Regions from separate parts of the Mus musculus genome. Here region 1 is linked to region 2. Evidence: chromatin loops called from intact Hi-C (ENCODE). Cell type or tissue: left cerebral cortex. All regions are shown on one strand. Links, peaks and the distances in the headings refer to the core of each region. The heading gives the core; the rest is flanking DNA.

Region 1 (10,651 bases), core at 1,720-9,719, 69 kb before region 2:
ACAGGCCGCATGCTATGCTGTCAGATTTATTCCTAGGTACTTAATGGAGATTGTTCTATTTGGCTTGGATTTTACTGTGAGATTATATTTCATTTTCTTAATGATTACTGCTGCTATATACAGCAACCCTTATACTTTTTCTTTTCTGTGTGATGAACCTCCATAGCAACTTTAATGGTAGATATGAGGAACTCAGTTCCTAGCTCAACTGTCAGAAATGTCACCCAGCAACTGATGGACACAGATGCAGAGAGCCACAGCCAAACACTAGGCGAAGCCAAGAGGACCCTGCAGAAGAGGGAGGGGAAGGACTACAGGAGCCAGAGGCATTGATAACACAAGAACACAGCCAGCAGCAGAATCAACTATGCAGGGCTCACATGGGCTCACAGACTGAGGCAACAATCATGGACCCTGTACTGGTCTGAGACAGATCACAACCATGACTTACTCAGAGGACCTGAATATGTTGTGGTTGTGTAGCTTGGTGTTCTTATGGGAGTGGGGGGTGTGGCTCTAGCCTGCTCTTGGAATCCTTCTCCTCCTGCTGGGTTGCCTGGTCCAGCCGTGACAGGAGGGGTGCGTGCCTAGCCTTACTATAATGTGTTATGCCATGTTCAGTTGATATCCCTGGGAGGCCTGCTCTATCTGTTTTTAAGGAGGATGGCTGAGAAGCCTGCTCTTTTTTTGAAAATAGCAGGAGAAATAGAGAAGTGGATCTGGACGGGAGGGCGGTGGGACCAGGAGTTGTGGAGGGAGGTAAAACTGCAGTTGGGATTTAATGTATGAGAAAAAATTTTTTTAAAAAAGTATAAATGATAGTCTTTCAGATTTCAAATACTAACCCATTTTCAAAGAATGACATTTGTTTCATATAAAGATACATTTGTATCTACATGGTACTAGCAATTGAACTAGGAGCTTTGTGCATACAAGGGAAGTGGTTTACAGCTGAGACATACTCTCAACCCTGTCTATTCTCATCATTCAAGACTGTCCCTCCTGTGCTGGCTAGTTTTAACATCAAGTTAACATAGGTCAGGAAGAGAGACCAACTGAGAAAATGCCCCCACCAGACTGTCCTGTAAGACAGTTTCTTGTGGTGATTGGTGTGGGAGGGCCCAGATCGTTGCAGGCAGTGCCAGCGATGGGTGGGTGGTCCTGGGATTGTAAGGAAACAAGCTAAGCAATAGGAAGCAAGCAGCACTCGCTCTGCTTCAGTCCCTGCCCTGCCTGAGTCCTTGTCCTGCCTTCCCTCAGTGATGGACATTACCTGTACTGTAGAGGACATAAGCCCTTTCCTACACAAGTTGCTTTTGGTCCCGGTCAAGGTGTTGTATCACAGCAAAATAAACTCCCTTTGCATTATTGCATTAGCTAGGACCTCCAGTAACAATGGCATGTAAAGATATTGCCTGACAAATGATATTTACTTTAAGTAAATGGTATTTACTGTATTGAGTATGGGCCATCATACTCAATTTTCTCTACATTTTTAGTACTACCCCTTATGAGGTTTCAAGTCTGTATCATCAGTAGATGATACATTTTAACAAATGTGTGTTGGATCCATTGAAACTGTTGCGTGGTATTTGTCCTTCAGTCTAAGCACAGTGATTTCATCACTAACAATTCTTCTAACATCATAATGGCCCTGGAACGTTACTGTGAATTCACTGTATTTTTAGATGGACTTCACCTGCCAGTCTTTACTTGGAATAAATGAAGCTATGATCATGGAAGAGTGTCACTAAATTTTTATGTTTCTTTCGATTACACCTTGAATGTTTTATTGCGGGGAGAGACAGGCACATGCCACCACACATGTGTGGAGGTCAGAGAACAACTGAGGGGACTCAGCCCCCTCCTCGAGTCTGAGGGTTTCAGGGAATGAACACAGGATATCAGACTTGACAGCATGTGCTTTTACCCACTGACATCTCACAGCCCTGATTACACTTCCCAGCAGGTATTCTCTTATCTGTCAATACTTCATACATATATACACTGCATTCTAATTACACGTCCTTCCCACTCCTATTAAGCCGCCTCCTCCTTAGAAATGCCTTTCCCACATTAATGATGTTTTATTTTGTGAACCACTGAATTTATCCAGGGCCATCTGTGTGATCCTGGGGTTGGAACTTTCCATTGGAAGACGGTGGGCTCACCGATAGGGTCACAACTAAAAGCAAAGACTCGCCCCTCCTAGAACGTTTCAGCATCCAGCAGTGCAGCAGGGAAGGGTAGAGAGCCATCCCCCATCCACAGCTGCCTGGTGACAGGTCTAGTCCTGTAGAGTTCCTCGGGCAGGTAACTGATCTTCTTGAGTTCAAGACAGAGCCGCTGTGTCAGGCCCACGGTGGCAATTTGCACACAGCCCTTCTCCTTATTTTCCAGCTCTTGCGTTCTTCCCACTTCTCATTCCGAGGTGTTTTCTGAGCCTTGGAGGTGGTGATGGAAATGTCCTGTTTAGGGCTGAACACTCATCCATCCTTTATTCTCAGCACCTAGGGCAGCTGTGGGCTCTAAGTTCACAGCAGAGAGGAGCTTCTGTCATTAAGAGTAAGTGAGCGCCGGGCGTGGTGGTGCACATCTTTAATCCCAGCACTCGGGAGGCAGAGGCAGGCGGATTTCTGAGTTCGTGGCCAGCCTGGTCTACAAAGTGAGTTCCAGGACAGCCAGGGCTATACAGAGAAACCCTGTCTCAAAAAAACAAAAACAAAAACAAAAACCCAAAACAAAACAAAACAACAACAACAAAAGAGTAAGTGAGCATTTGTCCGTGGCCGTGAGCCTAGATGCTCATAAGGCACTTTGAGCCAATATCAGTTGAAACAGCAGTACTAAGTCTGCTACTAGGGCCTGTAACTCCCCAGCCATGTGTTTCTGATGAGGTTTAAAGTTCCATGCACGGGTTTCCTCCTGCATTACCAGCCTCAGATCCAAGCAGAGACGGTGAACACACTTTTCTAGCAGGTTGGTTTGGAAGTTCACAGTCCTGGACATTATCCAGGCTGCCAGGAGTGGTGCGAGGGCTGTTACCTCCACAGTCTTTATTTTTTAAATATTTAAAGACTCTTTCTTTCCTTTCTTTCTTTCTTTCTTTCTTTCTTTCTTTCTTTCTTTCTTTCTTTCTTTCTTTCTTTTTCTTCCTCCCTCCCTCCCTCCCGCCCTCCCTCCCTTGCTCCCTTCCTCCCTTCCTCTCTTTTTCTCTTTCATTCTTGCATTGTTATTGTTTTGGTTTTTTGTTAGTTTGTCTGTTTGTTTTTCAAGAAAGGTTTCTCTGTGTAGCCATGGCTGTCCTGGAACTTGTTCTGTAGACCCGGCTGACCTTGAACTCAGAGATACATCTGCCTCTGCCTCTGCCTCGCCAAGTGCTGGGATAAAGGCATGTGCTGCCACCACAGGCCAGATTCTTTTTTTTTTAATTCACCTGTGTGTGTGAGTATACGCTGTATGCATGTAGATTTCTGTCAAGGGCGTCAGATCCCCTAGAGCAGGGGTTACAGGCAACCATGAGCCACCTGATATGGAACCATGCTGGCAACTGAGCTCAGGCCCTCTGGGAAAGTGCTGCTAACCATTCGACCATCTCTGTAGCCTCCCCAATACTATTATTTAACCATAGCAACTGTTTAACACCTTGGTTTTTCATTGCTGCCTCACAGCTATGTTGTTAAATACCCATAATTTAATTTCAGAACTCCTCACCCAGGTGTTAAGAGCCCCCTTGTCTCAATCCAAGATATTCACCCTAAACTCTTTTTATTACTGTCATTCCCCTCAGTTATTATTTTTTTGAAATATTTATCTGTTTTATAAATTTTATTTTTTTTAAATCTATTAGGTTTCTACCTGTTTCTATGTTTGACCTAATTTGCTGAGTCTATTATAAAGAACAGATGTGTTTAAGGTCACAGTTAATGACCGATATAATTTGACAGTTTTGGGACATCTATTATCCTTGCTTATAATTTTGACACCTATCATTTTCCACATTTGTTGGATAAAAATTAACTTATTCCCTAATCTCACCCCCAGTTTAGTATTTTGCAAGCCATTTTCTTGGGTTTGTTTGGTTTTGATTTGATCGTGTCCCATAGCCCACACTGGCCCAAACTCGTGAGCATCTCGCCTCAACCTCCGGATGGTAAGGACCACAGGCACATGCGACCTTGAAGCTACAACTTGTCTTACTCACACTGTTTGACACAATCCCTTCCAGCCTTCTAGCCCCACCTATTGCAGCGGCTAAAGAATGCAAACTTCAACTGCACAGCTTGTCAGTCTCTACATAAACCACAAAATTCTCAGTGCTCTCTCCTGGTTCTTGATGTCTTCTCAATAAGCAAACAAACAAACGAACAAAAAATAGCCTACTGTAACTTTATGGAGCAAATCATGAAAGTTCAATCAAATATATGCAAACATAATATAGCTGGGTAAAAGTTCTCTGAGTCAGCTGTTCCCTATGAATCCAGTGACTTCCAGTCCTTGAGTTCACCACCTATAAACTGAAACTTGTTGAGGGGATAGCATTGGTACTGACCATGACAGCCCTCTTCCTTAGAACAACTGTTTACTAGCTGTTAGAATGACATGATGCAGGTACTCAGAGTGGAGAAAGCTACTCAGAACACTGCTGTTTCATAAGGAACTAGAGCGGCAGTGAGGTTTATTTGTTAAAACAAGATCTCACTCTGTAACCTGGGCTGGTCTTGAACTCACAATCCTTCTGCCTCAGCCTCCCAAGTACTGGGATTACAGGTTCCCCCATGGATGTCATTACTGACGGAGAGGGAGTCTTAGAGCCAATGCTCTTAAATTAAGAGCTGAGCAGAGTGGCTCGTGCCTGTAATCCACACTTGAGAACTGAAGGGGAGGCAGGGTGAGAAGTTTAAATAATCCTCTACTACATTGAGAGTCTGAGGCTAGCCTGAGCTACCTGAGGCCCTAGCTCAGAAAGAACAAAAAGAAAAACAAAAAGCTGTAATTGTTTCCCATCTGCTACTCCAGACAACAAAGGCCTATAAAAGCACAAACGCACCACCAGATGGCACCAAACCACAGCCAGACTGAATCAATTTGGCTAACTTACAGCCAGCGACTTGTAGAGCCAATGCACGCAACCTTTCTCACTCCCAAAATCTCACTCACAGTCTCCACATTTTTCTTTCTCCTCTGCACAAAACCATCCAATTTACACTATCTTCACATTCCCAAAAAGTCCAAACCATTTCTCGTGGTTTGAATTTTGGGGAAGTATTTACTACCTAGTTTATCTCAAAGCTGTCGATGCTAACCGGTAAGGAAAAATGTCAAAGGAGGAAATGAAAGATGGAAGGCAGTCTGTTCTAGGAGCAGATTATGTTGGGGCTAAGAAATGGCTCAGCCATTAAGGGCAATCCCTGCTCCTCCGAAGGTCCCCACTTTGGTTCCCAGCACACACATCAGGTGGCTCACAGCCATCTGTGTGCACCTCCAGCTCCCAGAGAGCCAATGCCAATGCCCTCTTCTGACGTCCAAAGTAACCTTCAGCATGTGACTTACACTCATACACATAAAATCAATACTTAAAAAACTAGAGTATATCATGACCTAGTAGAACCTTTTAAAGACTTGCTTTTTTGATTTGTGTGTGTGTGTGTGTGTGTGTGTATACATAAATTATTTCTTGTGTGTGAGATGTGTTTAGCCTGCTTGTTTCTGTGCACCACCTTTCAAGTAGTGGGTGTGGAGGTCAAAGGCGGCAGTGGATGCCTTGGAACTGGAGTTAAGATGTTTGAGCCACTATCCAAGGGCTGACTCAAACCTGGGTCTGCTGGAGGAACCGTCAAGGATCTTAATCACTGGGCAATCTCTGCAGCCCAACACCCAACAGAACTTAATAGAAGCAGTTAAAAGTCAGTATGTGTGTTTGTGTGTCGAGAGGGAGTGTGATACTACAACTCTTCACAGATGCTTGAAGGTGGGCTCTGGAGCCTGCTAACTCTGAGTTGAAATACCTGCTTCTACACTCAGACGTTATTCAGCATGGTGTTGTTGAGAGTAAATTATGCTAGTATATAAAATCCTCAGAACTATTCCTAGCAATATAATAATGAAACTTTGTATATATTTTGTTGGGGTTTTTGTTATTATTTTTGTTGTTGCTTTTCAGTTTTGTTTGCCCTTATTACTTTTAAATATATGAAAGGAGGCAAATTTCAGTGTCTTCAGTTCCTAAAGTAATTCCAGGCAATAGTGACACATTATCCCACACTTGGAAGTCAGAAGCCAAGGCAAGAAGGAACCTGACAAAAAGCAACATCAACAACAACAAAAACCCCAGGTCGGCTTAGCTGTAGAATGCTTGAACTGCATTGATGGGGCCTGAGTTTAACTCCCAGCCAGCACTGCACAGAACGGTAATAATCGTCAACTGAACTTCATCCTATGTGCAATTAAAACTCCCTTTAATGATCTAAAGGGAGAAAGGGGAAAGAGAGAAAGGATGGAGAAAGGTAAGAGAAAGGTAGGAACACCTTTACAGTCACACACACGCGCACGCACGCGCACACACACACACACTCACACACAGACACACACAGATGGCATTTAGGACGTTAGCTTATCCGACGTTGACTTACTAGCTTCTCTGCCCCTAAAGAAATTACCTGTCATCCATGTCCTCAACAGTAAAATGTATTCATTTTTCTCTTTCTTTTTTTTAAACCTTTGTTCTCCTGTCTCTTTATGTAGCCCTGGCTGTCCTGGAACTCAATCTGTAGACCAGGCTAGCCTCAGTCTCATGGAGATTTACCTGTCTCCCAAATGCTCCCATTAAAGGCCTGCGCACCATGCCTGGCTTTAATGACAAAGTTTAATGTGGCCTACACTAAGATTAAGCATCTCAACTGTAAGGGGACAGGACAAGGCATTTGGTCTCCACTGCTTGAGAACAACGACCCACCAGCCTACTTCAGTCTGTTTCTAAATATTATGTAAGGAAGACTGTCCGTTGTTACATAATCTGATTTGTGACAAAAAGCTTCGAAGTATGATGAGCTTACACGTTCTCTACATCAAGTCCCCAAAGGCAGAAACTGCTCATCCTGTCTGTCACTGCAGCCCACGCGTTAAGTAGTACCTGGCTTTATCACTTCCTTTCCATGTATTTATTGCATATTGGAAAGGCGCCCATGCCACAGTCCAAGTGTGGGGGTAAAAAGACAACGTTCAGGGACAGTTCTTTCCTTCTGTCATGTGAGCTCTAAGGATCAAACTCACATCTGCAAGTGCGGGGTCAAGCACCTTTAGTCCCCAAGCTATCACAACAGCTCTTATTCAAGAATTAAGGTTAGTAATGCATTGTATTCTTTCCAGGACACAAAAGAATTGTAATATCTTTTACACATACCCCATTACTATAGTAGTTGTATCAGAATAAGGAACTACAATGATTACTGCGTTCCCGCAGTCAAAGGAGATTATGAAAACATCTCCTGTGACCAACAACATTGGTATCACTTAGACTTATTAGACTGAAAATGTCAAGCCAAGCCACAGACCCATTAAACCAGAAACGTGCGCACCAGGTATGATGGTGACCAGCTGTGGCCCAATGTACCAGGAAGGCTGAGGCAGGAGGACCATTTGACCTCACAAATGTAGCCAGCCTAAGTAACAAATATAACAAGACCTCATCTTGAAAAACAAAAAATTCTATCCTAGCAGTCTGTATTTTTACAAGCCCTTCAAATAATTCTAATATGTGCTCAGATTTGAAAAGCAATGGTTTTCAAAAAAGATGTTTTGTCATACAGATGGGGGAAAAAAACAATATAAGATTCAATGAAACTAAATGACATGAAAAAATAGCACAATACATGAGAGGTTGTTTTGGGTTTTGTTTTTTTTTCCCACCACTTAAAGCAGAGCTGGGGGCTTTAGTGTTGTAGCTGTAGTGTAGAACACTTGCTTAGATGTGTGAGACCCTCAGTGCAATGCCAAGGTAGGGGGGGACTGGAAAGACGGTTGAAGGGTTACAACCACTTGCCATACAAGTGTGGCTCTCTGAGTCTGACTCCCAGAACCCGCAGCAGGAGAGAACTGACTCCTGAAAGTTGTCCTCTGACCTCTACACTTGCTTCATGGCACACGCGTGCTCACATACAGAAACACAACAGTAATGAAGGGCTTTTAAAGGAAAGAAGAGGGCAGAAGGATGGCTTAGGCAGGGCTAAAGGTGCGGACCACCAAGACCTGGAACCCACATGGTGAATGGAAGAACTGACACCTACAGGTTGTCCTCTTTGACAAACCGCATGGAGTGTGTGTGAGTGTGTGTGTGTGTGTGTGTGTGTGTGTGTGTGTATGAGAGAGAGAGAGAGAGAGAGAGAGAGAGAGAGAGAGAGAGAGAGAGAGAGAGAGAACACACCTGGATCAGGCATCATAAGGTTGCATTTAATGTGTAATTAATATATGGCACAGTTGAACTTAGTACATACCACATTTTAATGTTTTTTATGCCTATGACATATTTTAATGGTTATCTTGTATGTATAAGTATTCTGCCTGCATGTTTGGGGGTCAGAAGACCACATTGGATCTCCTGACACTGAAGTTACAGATGGCTGTGAGCCACCATGTGGGTGCTGGGAATCCAACACTGATCCTTTGGAAGGGTATAGCCAATCAATATTGCTGAGCCACCTCTTTAGCACCTACCGGACATATTAGTTATTAGTGAGAAAAAAGAATAGATCCACAGTAGAATGCAGAGCACCTTCCTAATGCTTCAACCTTTACTACAGTCCTCGTGTTGTGGTGACCCCGACCATAAAGTTGTATTTGTTGCAACTTCATAACTGTAAGTGCGCTGCTGCTATGAATCATAATATAAATACCTGTTTTACTCTGCTCTCAGTGAAAGGGTTAAACCCCACAGGTTGAGAACTTCTGATGTAGAGGAAGAGAGCCTGATGAAATGTTTAGGGGCAGTTAAAATAACAAAGCCAGCCTGTGGCTGAGTAGATAGAGGCACTTAAGACAAAGCCTGACAACTGGAGTTTGATCTCCCGGATTTCCAGATGGAAAGAGAGCCCTCTAACCTCTACACATGCACCAAGGTGGGGGCATTAGCACACCCACAAGTAAATATAAAAAAGTAAACAAATACATGGATGAGAATTAAGAACAACACTTCACTGGCTTTTAAATGAAGTTCAACATGTCTTTTATTGTTATAGTTTTTGTTTTTTTGAAACAGGGTTTCTCTGTAGCTCTGGCTATCCCGGAACTCGCTCTGTAGACCAGGCTGACCTCGAACCCTCTGCCTCCTGAGTGCTGGGGCTAACGGTGTGTCCCACCACATCCAGCTCACCTGTGACTTTCTGAGCAATATTACATGCGTATTTTTACTCTATGCTGCATTTGTTATAGCTATCCCAAAGTAGAAGTTAGAGTGAGCGCTACTTTGTAATGACCGCAGTAAAACAGAACGTATGCAGGAGTTAGAGGCCCATGAACTACACAGTGAGTGCCAGGCTAGACTGAGACAGGTAGCCAAGGTCCTGACTCAAAATTACATACATCCATGCATACATGCATGCATACACACACACACACGCACACACAAACACAGACTAACTAATAAGCATGCCCCCAACTCCAGGACAGGGTGAGAGAGAGGAGGTGCAGCAAACTCAGAGAGGATGGCATGGACGCTGCCCTGAAAACAAGCTTGGCTTTCTTAAAGAGCAGACTGTCACGCACAGACAGTGAGAGCCCATGGCACGGACAACTGCTTGCTAAGGAAGGTCCCAGAAGACTCAGAGTGAGTTCGATGGAATATTCATACTCACTCTTCTGAACATTTCAGCAGACACAGAGGGCCACGCAGGCAGGCGTGCTTCATGCCAGTATTCACAGTATTCACAGCTGCTTCAATAAATGAGACGCTGCGACCAAGACAAGATTGCATAGTTTCAGAGGGTAAGAAAGAGTCCATGACCATCACTGTGGGAAGCATGGTGGCAGACATGGCCCTAGGACAGCTGATTCTGTCTCACATCTTGAGACAGAATCATGTGGCAGAGAGACTCAGAATGACATGAGTCATTTGAAACCTCAAAGCACCCCTAGTGACGAACCTTCTCCAACAAAGCCACACCTTCTAATCCTCCCAGAGAAGTTCCACCACCTGGGTACCAAGTATTAGAATATCTGAGCCTCCTGGGGCCATTCTCATTCACAGCAGGGAGCATCCCAAACAAGCCTTTCATGTGCAGGCAAACACACAACCGCTGAGCTACCTCTGCTGCCAGTGCTGTTATCCTTTCTAGTGAGCACTGTACACACCCACCACTTCAAAAGTTAGAAAAACTTACAGTCAGAGAAATGCCACTTTAATAATGGAAGGAAAAGCTACCCCAAGCCAGTAATAAAACTAATTCTGCAGGTGTCAAAATAAAATGAAGCTTTAAACCATCAACTTAGAATATACTTAAGTCCTAATCTTAACCCCAAAGGGGGCCTCACACAGCAAGTGTGGTCCAGCATCTGTTATGAGCAAAGACAGACATATGTAAGGCAGATGCCAGGAACATCTGCATACGCCAGCAAAGAAAGCTAACATGCAGTTAAGTGTGAATACTGGGATAAATGG
Region 2 (10,651 bases), core at 1,624-9,623:
TCACAGAGGTGCGTTAAAAATGTCTATCTAGAAACTAAAGATAGTCTAAGATAAATAGTCATTAGGTTCTGGACCTGCAACATTCCGACCTCTTCATATTACTGCAGTTCCAGTCAGTCAGTCAACCTTTGCTTCTTTCCAAGAACCATCACCCATAGCAGGATGCCTTAATAAGAACTGATCCTGGCACTGAAAACCTCTATGCACAGCCCAAATCAGCCCCACCCTCCCAGATAGACTTCCAAGACTTTTCCATCTCTCCCTCCCTTCCTTCTGAGACAGGGTCTCACTATGTGGCACTGGCTGGCCTCGTTCTCAGAGAGAACCTGCCTGCCTCTGCCTGCTGCTGAGCTGCAGAGATGCCTCTGTGGTTAAGAGCACTGGCTTCTTTAGCTCAGCACCAGTCTTCAGATCTGTGTGGCTACCTACAACTGCAACTCCAGTTCCAGAGAGTGCAGCACCCTCTGCTGGTCTCTCTGGGTACTGGACACATGCATAAAAATAATATTTTTTTAAAGTGGAATGCTATCACTATTTATTTATTTTTTAACAATTTGTTGAGTATAGCATAGGAAAGCAAAGAGCTGGTAGTAATTAGAGTATCTACACGATACCCCAAGGCTTTCCTTTTTATTATTACTGGTACCAGTATTGTTATTATTATGTATATGGGTCTTTTGCCTGCAGGTATATCTGTGCACCACTAGTAGGCTTGATACCCAAGGAGACCAGAAGAAGACATCAGAGTCCCTGGAACTAGAGTTACAGACTGTGATAAGTCACCATGTGGGTGCTGGGACTTGAACCAGATGAGCTATCTCTTCAGCCCTCGAGATTTGTCCTGATGGAGTCTGGGGCACAAATGGCTCCTCACTGGTCACATCTCGAACCTCCCCACCCAGCTGCCCTTGCAGAGGACAGCCTTTCTCCCTTGTCCTGTGTGTCAGAGCTACTTGTTCTTTAGAATCAAACACTCAAATGTTACATCCACAATGCATTTCTGTGGGAGCTGGAGAGATGGCTCAGAGGTTCAGAGCACTGATTGCTCTCCCAGAGGTCCTGAGTTTCATTCCCAGCAACCACAGGGTGGCTCACAACCATCTGCAATGGGATCTGATGCCCTCTTCTGGCGTGTCTGATGAGAGCAACAGTGTACTCACATTTATTAAATAAACAAATCTTTAAAAAAAAAAAAAGTGCATGCCCTTAATCCCAGCACTCGGGAGGCAGAGGCAGCGGATTTCTGAATTCCAAGCCAGCCTGGTCTATAGAGTGAGTTCCAGGGCAACCAGGGCTACACAGAGAAACCCTGTCTTGAGAAAAGAAAGAAAAAAAAAAGCATTTCTGAGTTTCCAACACACCCCTCAAACCCTTGAACTCACCACAGATTTTGGGTTTTGCTTACCCACCGACACTGTATTTTAACATAGTTGGGAATTGTTGTAATCAGCAGCCTTAAATCTCAGACTCCAAAGTCAGCAAGCTGGGGGTGGGGTGGGGGTGGATGGGTTATGTTCAAAACAACCACTGCAAATGTCTTAAGAAGGTACTCATTTACTGGCCTACACTCTCCTGCAGGATTGAAGGCATCACAGTCACAGCCCATAAGAAAAGCTCTGACTCCAGAGGCCTGGAGAGACGGTTTAGCAGTTAAGAACCCTTACGGCTCTCACAGGAGACCTGAGTTGGTTGCCAGCACCCACATGGTGGCTCACAACTGTCTGTGACTCTAGTTCCAGAGGATTCAGCATGCTCTTCTGATCTCCTTAGGCATCAGGCACATACATGGTGCACAGACATATGTGCAAGGAAAACAGTCATACACTCATACTGTATGTAGGTAGGTAGGTAGGTAGATAGATAGATAGATAGATAGATAGATAGATAGATAGATGGATGGATGGATGGATGGATGGATGGACAGATAGATAGACAGATAATGATTGAATGGAGAGGCCCTATTTACCGAAAAATCTTCAAAGCAGAGTCACAAGGCCAATACACTTTAATTTTAGACATATGATAAGATTGCTGATCCATTTAAATTCTTCTCTCCTGGGGCTGGCGAGATGGCTCAGTGGTTAAGAGCACCGATTGTTCTTCTGAAGGTTCCGAGTTCAAATCCCAGCAACCACCTGGTGGCTCACAGCCTTCCGTAACGAAATCTGATGCCCTCTTCTGGAGTGTCTGAGGACAGCTACAGTGTACTTACATATAATAAGTAAATAAATCTTTTTAAAAAAAGTTCCTCTCTCCTCTTAGAGCATGCAATGCAATTGAGTCAATGCATTCTAAAAGCATTTATAATGGGATTCTACAGTACATAAAATAGATTTAAGAGTGATTAAGACGTAGACTCTGATGATAAACGAAATTGTTCAGTTCTCAGCACCACCGCTTACTAAGATGTATATAACCTTGCTGAAGTACTTAATCACCTGTTGTGTTTTGTTTTGTTTTGTTTTTTTCATCTCCACTTATGTCTACAAAAAGGGAATAATAATGAGGCCAAGGTAATAAGCCTGTTTGAAGGATGAAGTCAGCTAATCCGTAAAGTCATAGCACTTCCCGTGTAAACCTCGTCTGTGCCTGTTGTCTTTTGTTGTGAGTGACGCTGTCTCTATTCTGTAGATCTGGCTGTAGCCTGGAACGCTCATCCTGGAGCCCACTCAGGCTGACCTTAGATTTCTGGTAAACCTCCTGAGTGCTGAGATTCATAGGCCTACACCATGCCGTGGTACACCCTTTACAATTAGAGTGAAAGTGAAATGAGTTAATACATGTTTTATACACTTCATGCATGTGTTGGCACCCGGTAGATGTGAGCTGGCATCTCTTGCCCTCACATGTGTTCACATTGTCTGTGTTCTCTCTCAGTGTTCTCATCTGCAAAAGGAAGATAGTAATGAGGCCTCTCTTGTTTGCTTATAAAGGATTGAACAAGGAGCACTACATAGGCCAGGCTGGCCTCAAACTCAGTCCTCCTATCTCAGCCTCCTGAATGCTGGGATTACCTTAATACCTTTTCAGTTCTCAGTAGTCCTGATTTAGGTGTGTGTGTGTGTGTGTGTGTGTGTGTGTGTGTGTGTGTGTGTGTAAGATACAGAGAGACACAGACAGACAGACAGACAGACAGACAGACAGACAGACAGAGACAGGTATCATGGGTGCCTTCTCCCATGAGGAACATGTGGGTCTTCCACAGTCTGCCCTTCCTTCCTTCCTCTCTTTCTTTCTTCCTCTCTCCCTTCCTTCCTTCCTTCCTTCCTTCCTTCCTTCCTTCCTTCCTTCCTCCCTTTCTCCCTTCTTCCCTTCCTCTCTTTCTTTCTTCCTCTCTTTCTTTCTTTCTTTCTTTCTTCCTTTCTTCCTTTCTTCCTTTCTTCCTTTCTTCCTTCCTTCCTTTCTATTTTGGGAACAGGCCTGGGTGTGGGGTGTGCACATCTTTGTAGTTTTCTTTGTTTGTTTTAAGACAGGGTTTCTCTGTATAGCCCTGGCCATCTTGGAACTCACTTTGGAGACCAGGCTGGCCTTGAACTCACAGAGATCTGCCAGCCTCTGTGCTGGGATTAAAGCCATGGGCCACCATCTCCCCTCTCCACAGTTTGTTTCTATACTTCCTTTTCTGAAACATGGTCTGTCACTGAACCTGACAGTAGGCTGGTTGACCATTGAGCCCAGAGCATCTGTCCCTGCTGTCAACACGGGGGACGCTGATGTGTCCGGCTCTGCCCATCTCTTATGCAGATGCTGGGGACTGACTGTAGATCTTCATGTTTGTCCAGCAAGCAGTTTACTCACGGATCCATCTCCCTAGCCCTCAAAACCCTTTTCTAGGTCAAAAAAAAAAAAAAAATCAGGTTTGCTTGCTTTCTAATTAGAGCGTATCACCTGTTTTATTATATAATTGTTGCCATCTTTTTATAATTGTTTATTTGTTTGAAGGTGGGGTGTGACTGTGCGCCCCAGATTGTGTGTGGAGGTCAGTTCCCTCCTTTCACAGTGGGAGTCCTGGGAGTCTAACTCCAGCTTGGAGACAAGTGCTTTTCCCCTGAGCCACCGTATCTCACGTTCTGAGGGAGAAGAGTGTTCAGATAAGCTTGAGGAATGTAGTTCACGGTCAGCAACAGACAAGCATGGTGAGCTAGGCTCTGCTCTTGACTTCCTTCCGGTGGAAACAGGATGAATGAGAAGCAGGGGCCCAGGTGAATGAATAGCCAGGTTTCCCTGGTGGGTGTGGCTGCCTCTCTCCATCATGCCAGCTTCCAGACACCCTCCATTCCCACAGATGCCACTGTGTTACAGGCTGGCCTCTAATTTGATATGACCTTAACGCCCTATGTCCTCCTTGCCCTAGCTTTGCAAGTGTCACCATGCCTATCACAAACCACACATATATAATTTCCTTTTAAAACTTTTATAATAATTATGGTTGTGTTGTGTGCACGTGTGTGTGTGTGTGTGTGTGTGTGTGTGTATGTGTGTGTGCACGAGCGCTTCAGAGGAAAACTTTCAGTACTCAGATCGCTTCTTCCACTCCGTGTGTTGCAGGGATCAAATTAGAATCGCAGAAGAATGGTGTCTATTAAAGTGAAAATATTTTTCCACGTTATAGCAGGTTTTGGACAAGAAACACTTTTCCAGCTCAGGGAGTGGTGGCGCACGCCTTTAATCCTAGCACTTGGAAGACAGAGGCAAGCGGATTTATGAGTTCGAGGCCAGCCTGGTCTACAGAGTGAGTTCTGGGATAGCCAGGACTACACAGAGAAACCCTGTCTCAAAAGAAAAAAAAAAAAAAAAAAAACCGAATTCAAGCCTTCTGGCGCGCTGGGCAGTGAGACTTCAGCCTTCACGAGCGTTGAGCCGTTCCTTCTTCCTCGCCTTACCCAAACCTTATATTTTTAAAGATTCTTTTGAATTCTGCATAGGTAGGGTCCTTGATGTACTTTGTTTGGATAGCCATTTATCATTTTGAAACATGGTAAATTCTGCACTTCCCTTTGTGCTCTCTAACATAAGCATGCCCAGAAAGTGCAGACCGACCTACTACATGTCTGTACTTTACACAGGTAGGCAGGCCATTCGGGAATGGGAAACTCGTGGGCTCAGCAGCTCTTTCGTTTATGAGCCAAGCACACCTTGGAAGTCCAGCGTGAATTGCGTAATCTGTAGTAACTACCGATGGATTAACATGACGAGTAGTACTGTAGTCCTTTGTTCTCACTACTGAAGAGGAAGCAAAGCCTACTACCCTCAGCGGCTCGTTGGTCTAGGGGTATGATTCTCGCTTTGGGTGCGAGAGGTCCCGGGTTCAAATCCCGGACGAGCCCAGCTACTTTTTGCCTTTTCTTTTACTCTCCATCTTCTCAAAGTAGTTGACAAGTTCCTCCTGTTAAAGCCACAAAAAAACAAGGACGAGAAGAGCAAAAAGTTCCTCCTTGAGCGAAATACACTACTCAAGCCCTAGGATCTTGCCAAAAAAAAAAAAAAAAAAAAAGAGGGAGGGAGGGAGGGAGGGAGCTGGTGGCTTTGATCCGGAGAACCCAGAGACCGGTTCAACCCAGATCAACGCGATTCTCCCAGGTGAAGGAAAGCTGTTTTGGAGAGGGTTTCCCAACTCTGTACAGAGAAGCCCGGGTGTCTCAGAAGTAGCTAGGACACAACGACTGTCCCAGGGGAGGGAGGAGCATCGCAGGCCGGGCCCAGGGGTGCGATCCGCTGCGTGGTCCACCTGCACCATCTGCATTGCGCCCTTTCTTCCCGCCTGAGGCCACGGGCTGGCGGTGGCTCTCGCACCTTCCTCTGGTCCACACAGGTAATCGCGGGCTCTCATCGTGGTTTTGCCACGCTGGCGAGAGAGGCGCAAAACACAAGCGGGAAATGTTACCCCAGACATGCTATACCCCAGGGTGCCGCACCGTCGGCTGCTGACCCGCTCTGAGATTCTAGCAGCCGCACAAGGAACCTCCACGCACCCCGGCCCTGATCTTCGGAGGACCGTCTGTCCTGCACAGTGACTGTGACCTTCAGAACGCGGGCTTCCACATGGGCAGTGTGAAACGTCAGCCGAGTACCAAGTGGTTCCTTGGGCCAAGATCAAGGGAACTCGACACTGGCGGGTCTTTGACTGCTCCTCACTTTGCTAGTGGTGGAAAGGGACCAGAATGGTGGAGTTCCTCTGAAATTACAGTCTTTGAATTCACCCTTTCAGGGCGGGTTTGAAATCCGACTCTACTTCCAGCTCAGACTGTCAGGTCCCGCCCCAAGACGCCTCAACGGTCATAAAGTGAATCAGAGAGAGTGCCTTACGTGGCTCGTTGGTCTAGGGGTATGATTCTCGCTTAGGGTGCGAGAGGTCCCGGGTTCAAATCCCGGACGAGCCCAATTTTATCTCCCATACAACGTAAACCTGACCTCAGTTGTATTCCGGAGATTTAACTGGCAACAAATTATCTTTTAAAAGAACTAAAACTCTGCTCTTAGAAAGAGTTGAGTCTCCAGTCACAGGTGGTTCAGACTTCGGCCTGCACTTCCAACCACAGCGCTTGGCTCAGGAGGCTAGAGTTTTAACATTTTTGAAAATTAAATTATGTTTTATTCTATTACTTATTGGGGGTTGGGGCAACGCCACTGGGGAGATCAAAGAGCACTTTGAGGAAGTCAGTTTTCCTTTTCCGCGGTGTGCGCCCCTGGGGCTGGAACTCAGGTGGTCCTCGCAAGGAGCCAGACTTGGTGAGGGGAGCCTGGAGCCCGAAGAGGGAGTGCCGTGTTAGAACGCCAGAGTGGGGGACTCCATCCAGCCCCTCAAGAAGTTTTATTTAGGTTTAGTTATAGTGGGAAGAACAGGCTGGGAAAAGACCATTGGCTGTCAGTTTATTTTTATTTTGCTGCTACCAGACATAGAATCTAGGCGCTCATGCACGCCGGTCAAGCACTGCTATTTATTTATTTATTTTAATTACATTTATCTAATCTATCCATCTGTTATCTACCTATCAACCTATTCATCTATCTATCTGTCCACCTATTATCTACCTGTCTATCCCCCCCCCCTCTCTCTCTCTCTCTGTGTGTGTGTGTGTGTGTGTGTGTGTGTGTATTTAGAGTGTGGAAGGCAACTTTCAAGAATTGGCTTCCTCCTACCAGTCCACCATGTGGGGCAGGCCTGGGCTTGGCCACCAATGCTTCCGACCACAGAGCCCTCCAAGACCTGCTTTGTTTTGGTTTTGCTTGTTTGTTTTACTTTTTTGTTTTGTTTTTTTTTTTTTTAGTTTAGCTTAGTTTAGTTTTTAGTTTTGTTTTGAGACAGAGTTTCTCTGTGTAACCCTGGCTGGCCTGGAACTTCCTCTGTATAAAAGGCTGGACTTCAATTCACTCTGTCTTTAGGATGCTGGGAATCAAAGGTATGCACTCAGACTTTAAAAAAACAAAACAAAAAAAACAAAACAGAGTTGAAATATCATCTGGTACATCTGGGAGTCAGAAAAGTGATTAATTAATAAGTTATTAATTCCTATTTTCTTGACGAAAAAGGCTCTTTGGAAGGCAAAGCTTTTGCCCAGTAGGCTAGCTATGTAAGTAGGCTTGGTGTGAAATGAAACTTATCATATCATTGATAAGTTATTTCTCTGCCACCGGTGACATGAGCTGGTTTAAGCCACATTAAAATACACTAAAGGCAGGTTTACTGCGAAGCTGCTCTCAGTCGAGCTCACTGGTCACAAAGATCACCAAGGGGAGAGAAGTGGTGGTAGGGGGAAGAGAAAGAGAGAAAGGGCACAGAGAGAGGAGAGAAGGAGGGAGCGAGGGAGAGAGAGAGAACCAAAATGGCTGAATATAGGGAAGAGGGAAGAGGTGCCTTTTGGGGAAGGGCAGTCCAGTCAGCTCGTGGGCTGGAAAGTTCAGGGTTGGGGGCAGGGTATGCCAGGTAGGAACTGAAGGATGTTATGGGGGTATTGGCTTTCTGTCTCTTATAGCCCCATGAGATGGAGAGGGAGGGAGACGGGGAGGAGGGAGGGGGAGAGGGAAGAGGGAGAACGAGAAGGAGAGAGCACAAATTAGATCTATGCTAAGGAGCCCTCCTTGGATTCTAAAGCCTTGTAACCTCCTGTGATTTGAATGTGGAATGCGCTCCTCCTGATAGGCTCCTCCCGATAGACTCCTCCCCATAGGCTCCTCCCTTAGACTCCTCCCCATAGGATCCTCCCTATAGGCTCATAAGCTTGAACACTTGGTCTCCAGCTGCCGGCACTGTATGGAAAGGTTGTGGAACCTTTAGGGAGTATGTTCTTGCGGGGCAGGCCTTGAAGTTTTATTTATAGTCCTCTCTCTGCTTCCCGACTATAGATGCGGTGTAAGCAACCAAACGATGCTTTCGGCTGCCACGCCTCTCACAGTTTACAACTCCATCCTCTCTCTTCTTTAGCTGCTTCTTGTCAGATGTTTGATCATAACTACAAAAAGAATAACTGATGCAGAAGCCAAGGGAAGCATCAGTAAAGCGGAGGAGAGTACAACACAAGTGATGAAAAAATACCCCTCCGCACCACACTTTATTTCAGAAGGAAGGAGAATGCATAAGTCAGCACCTATGGGACCCCCACCACCACCACCAAACAGTGGCCCTGGACAGAAATTGTGACAATTCGAGACTAGCCAGTGGGTGAAAGGGATGAGAGATATGTAGTCCCAGGTGAAACCCCCTTTACTGTACCCCCTGTCTTAGTTAGGGTTATTGTGAAGAGACACCGTGACCAAGGCAACTCATAAAGGAAAACAGGAGCCTGCTTACTGTTTAGAGGTTCAGTCCATTATCATCATGGTGGGAAGCATGGTCATGTGCAGGCAGACTTGGTGCTGGAGAAGAAGCTGAGAGTTCTACATCTTGATGCAAAGGCAGCCAGGAGGAGACTGGATTCCACACTGGGCATTTAAGACCTCAAAGCCCAGGCCAGGCAGAGGAAGCACACGCCTTTAATCCCAGCACTCAGTAGGCAGAGATAGGCAGATTTCTGAGTTCGAGGCCAGCCTGGTCTACAAAGTGAGTTCCAGGACAGCTGGGGCTACACAGAGAAACCTTATCTTGAAAAAAACAAAACAAAACAAACAAACAAAACCTCAAAGCCCGCCTCCACAGTGACACATTTCCTCTCACAAGGCCACACCTCCTCCATGGGCCAAGCATCCAAATACGTGAGTCTATGGGGCCAAAGCTATTCAAGCCACCACACCCCCTTTATGGACAAAGAGACGATCTCCACTATCCTTCTGATTTAGTGTCCGCCTGCCACAGAGCCCACATGGTGTGTAGAGGCTCCCTGTTGAATTGCAGGTTTATTGGCTCAGTGGCTATTGGAGCATTGTAGTGACCCCAAAGTGCCAAGAGCAATGGCAGCAGTTGGGATCTTGGGATGGTGCAGGGGATAAGGACTAAGCCTGTGTCTTAGTTAGGGTTTCTACTGCTGCAGTGAAACACCATGACCAGAAAGCAAGATGGGGAGGAAAGGGTTTATTCAGCTGTTTATCTTTGAGGGAAGCCAGGACAGGAACTCAGACAGTGGAGGATCCCAGAGGCAGGAGCTGAAGCTGAGGCCACGGAGGGCTGCTTGTCTTAGTTTGGGTTTCTATCGCTATGTAGTGACACCGTGATCACGGCAACTCTTATGAAGGAAAACATTTCATTGGGGCTGGCTTGCAGTGTCCATTATCACCATGGCAGGAAGCATGGTGGCATGTGGGCAGACATGGTGCTAGAGAAGGAGCTGAGAGTTCTTCATCTGGATCGGAAGCCAGGGAAGGGACAGTGAACCAATAGGCCTTGCTTGAGCTTCTAAAACCACAAAGCCCACCCATCAGTGACTCTCTTCCTCCAACAAGGCCACACTTCGCAGTAGTGCCAGCCCTTGAGTCTATGGAGCCATTTTTATTCAGACCACCATGGTGCTGCTCATTGGCTCACTCTTCATGGTGTGCTCATCCTGCTTTCTTATAAAACTCAGGACCACCAGCCTAGGCATGGAACCACCCACAGTGGGCTGGGCCCTCTCCCATCAATAACTAATTAAGAAAATATCTTAGGGCTTGAGAGATGGCTCATTGCTTAAGAACACTGACTGCTTGCTCTTCCAGAGGTCCTAAGTTCAATTCCCAGCAACCATGTGGTGGGTCACAACCATCTGCAATGGGGTCTGATGTCCTCTTCTGGTGTGTCTGAAGAGAGCAATGGTGTACCTATATACATAAAATAAATACATCATTAAAAAAGAGAGAGAGAGCCGGGCGTGGTGGCACACACCTTTAATCCCAGCACTCGGGAGGCAGAGGCAGGCAGATTTCTGAGTTCGAGGCCAGCCTGGTCTACAGAGTGAGTTCCAGGACAGCCAGGGCTATACAGAGAAACCCTGTCTTAAAAAACCGAGAGAGAGAAAGAGAGAAAGAGAGAGAGAGAGAGAGAGAGAGAGAGAGAGAGAGAGAGAGAGAGAGAGAATAGCTTACATCTGGGTCATATGGAGGCATTTTTCTCATTTCCCTCCTTCAGATAACTCTATCCTGTGTGTCAAGTTGGCATAAGTTTACACAGTAAGTCGCAGTGATAGCAATTGTCTCTCTCCAAGGGTAAACCCTGAGTGAACTTCTTCTCAGCAGGAGAATCTAC

The links. Hi-C counts contacts between places; a loop is a spot of excess contacts. Peaks named below come from ENCODE experiments on the same cell type or tissue, not always from the same donor. Only the 100,000 strongest peaks of a DNase experiment are listed, where the experiment ranks them.
Region 1: it touches region 2 in a loop (4-fold over the local background); 31 of 42 quality-filtered maps call a loop at or near these places.

The regions. Positions count from the first base shown.
Region 1 is chr3:51,284,245-51,294,895 of GRCm38, forward strand. All of the region lies in intron 4 of Elf2 (E74-like factor 2), which reads right to left. Among named protein-coding and RNA genes, the nearest start is that of 4930577N17Rik, 13 kb to the left of the region's middle. In left cerebral cortex, for the core only: a CTCF peak has its summit at 5,050 (motif pointing right); a DNase peak (open chromatin) is centred at 5,066.
Region 2 is chr3:51,353,099-51,363,749 of GRCm38, forward strand. n-TPtgg7 (a tRNA gene) reads left to right here and starts at 5,256; the gene lies at 5,256-5,327. n-TPagg5 (a tRNA gene) reads left to right here and starts at 6,309; the gene lies at 6,309-6,380. In left cerebral cortex, for the core only: no CTCF peak of the experiment used is centred there; DNase peaks (open chromatin) are centred at 5,244, 5,847, 6,300 and 8,268; H3K4me3 peaks cover 1,161 bases.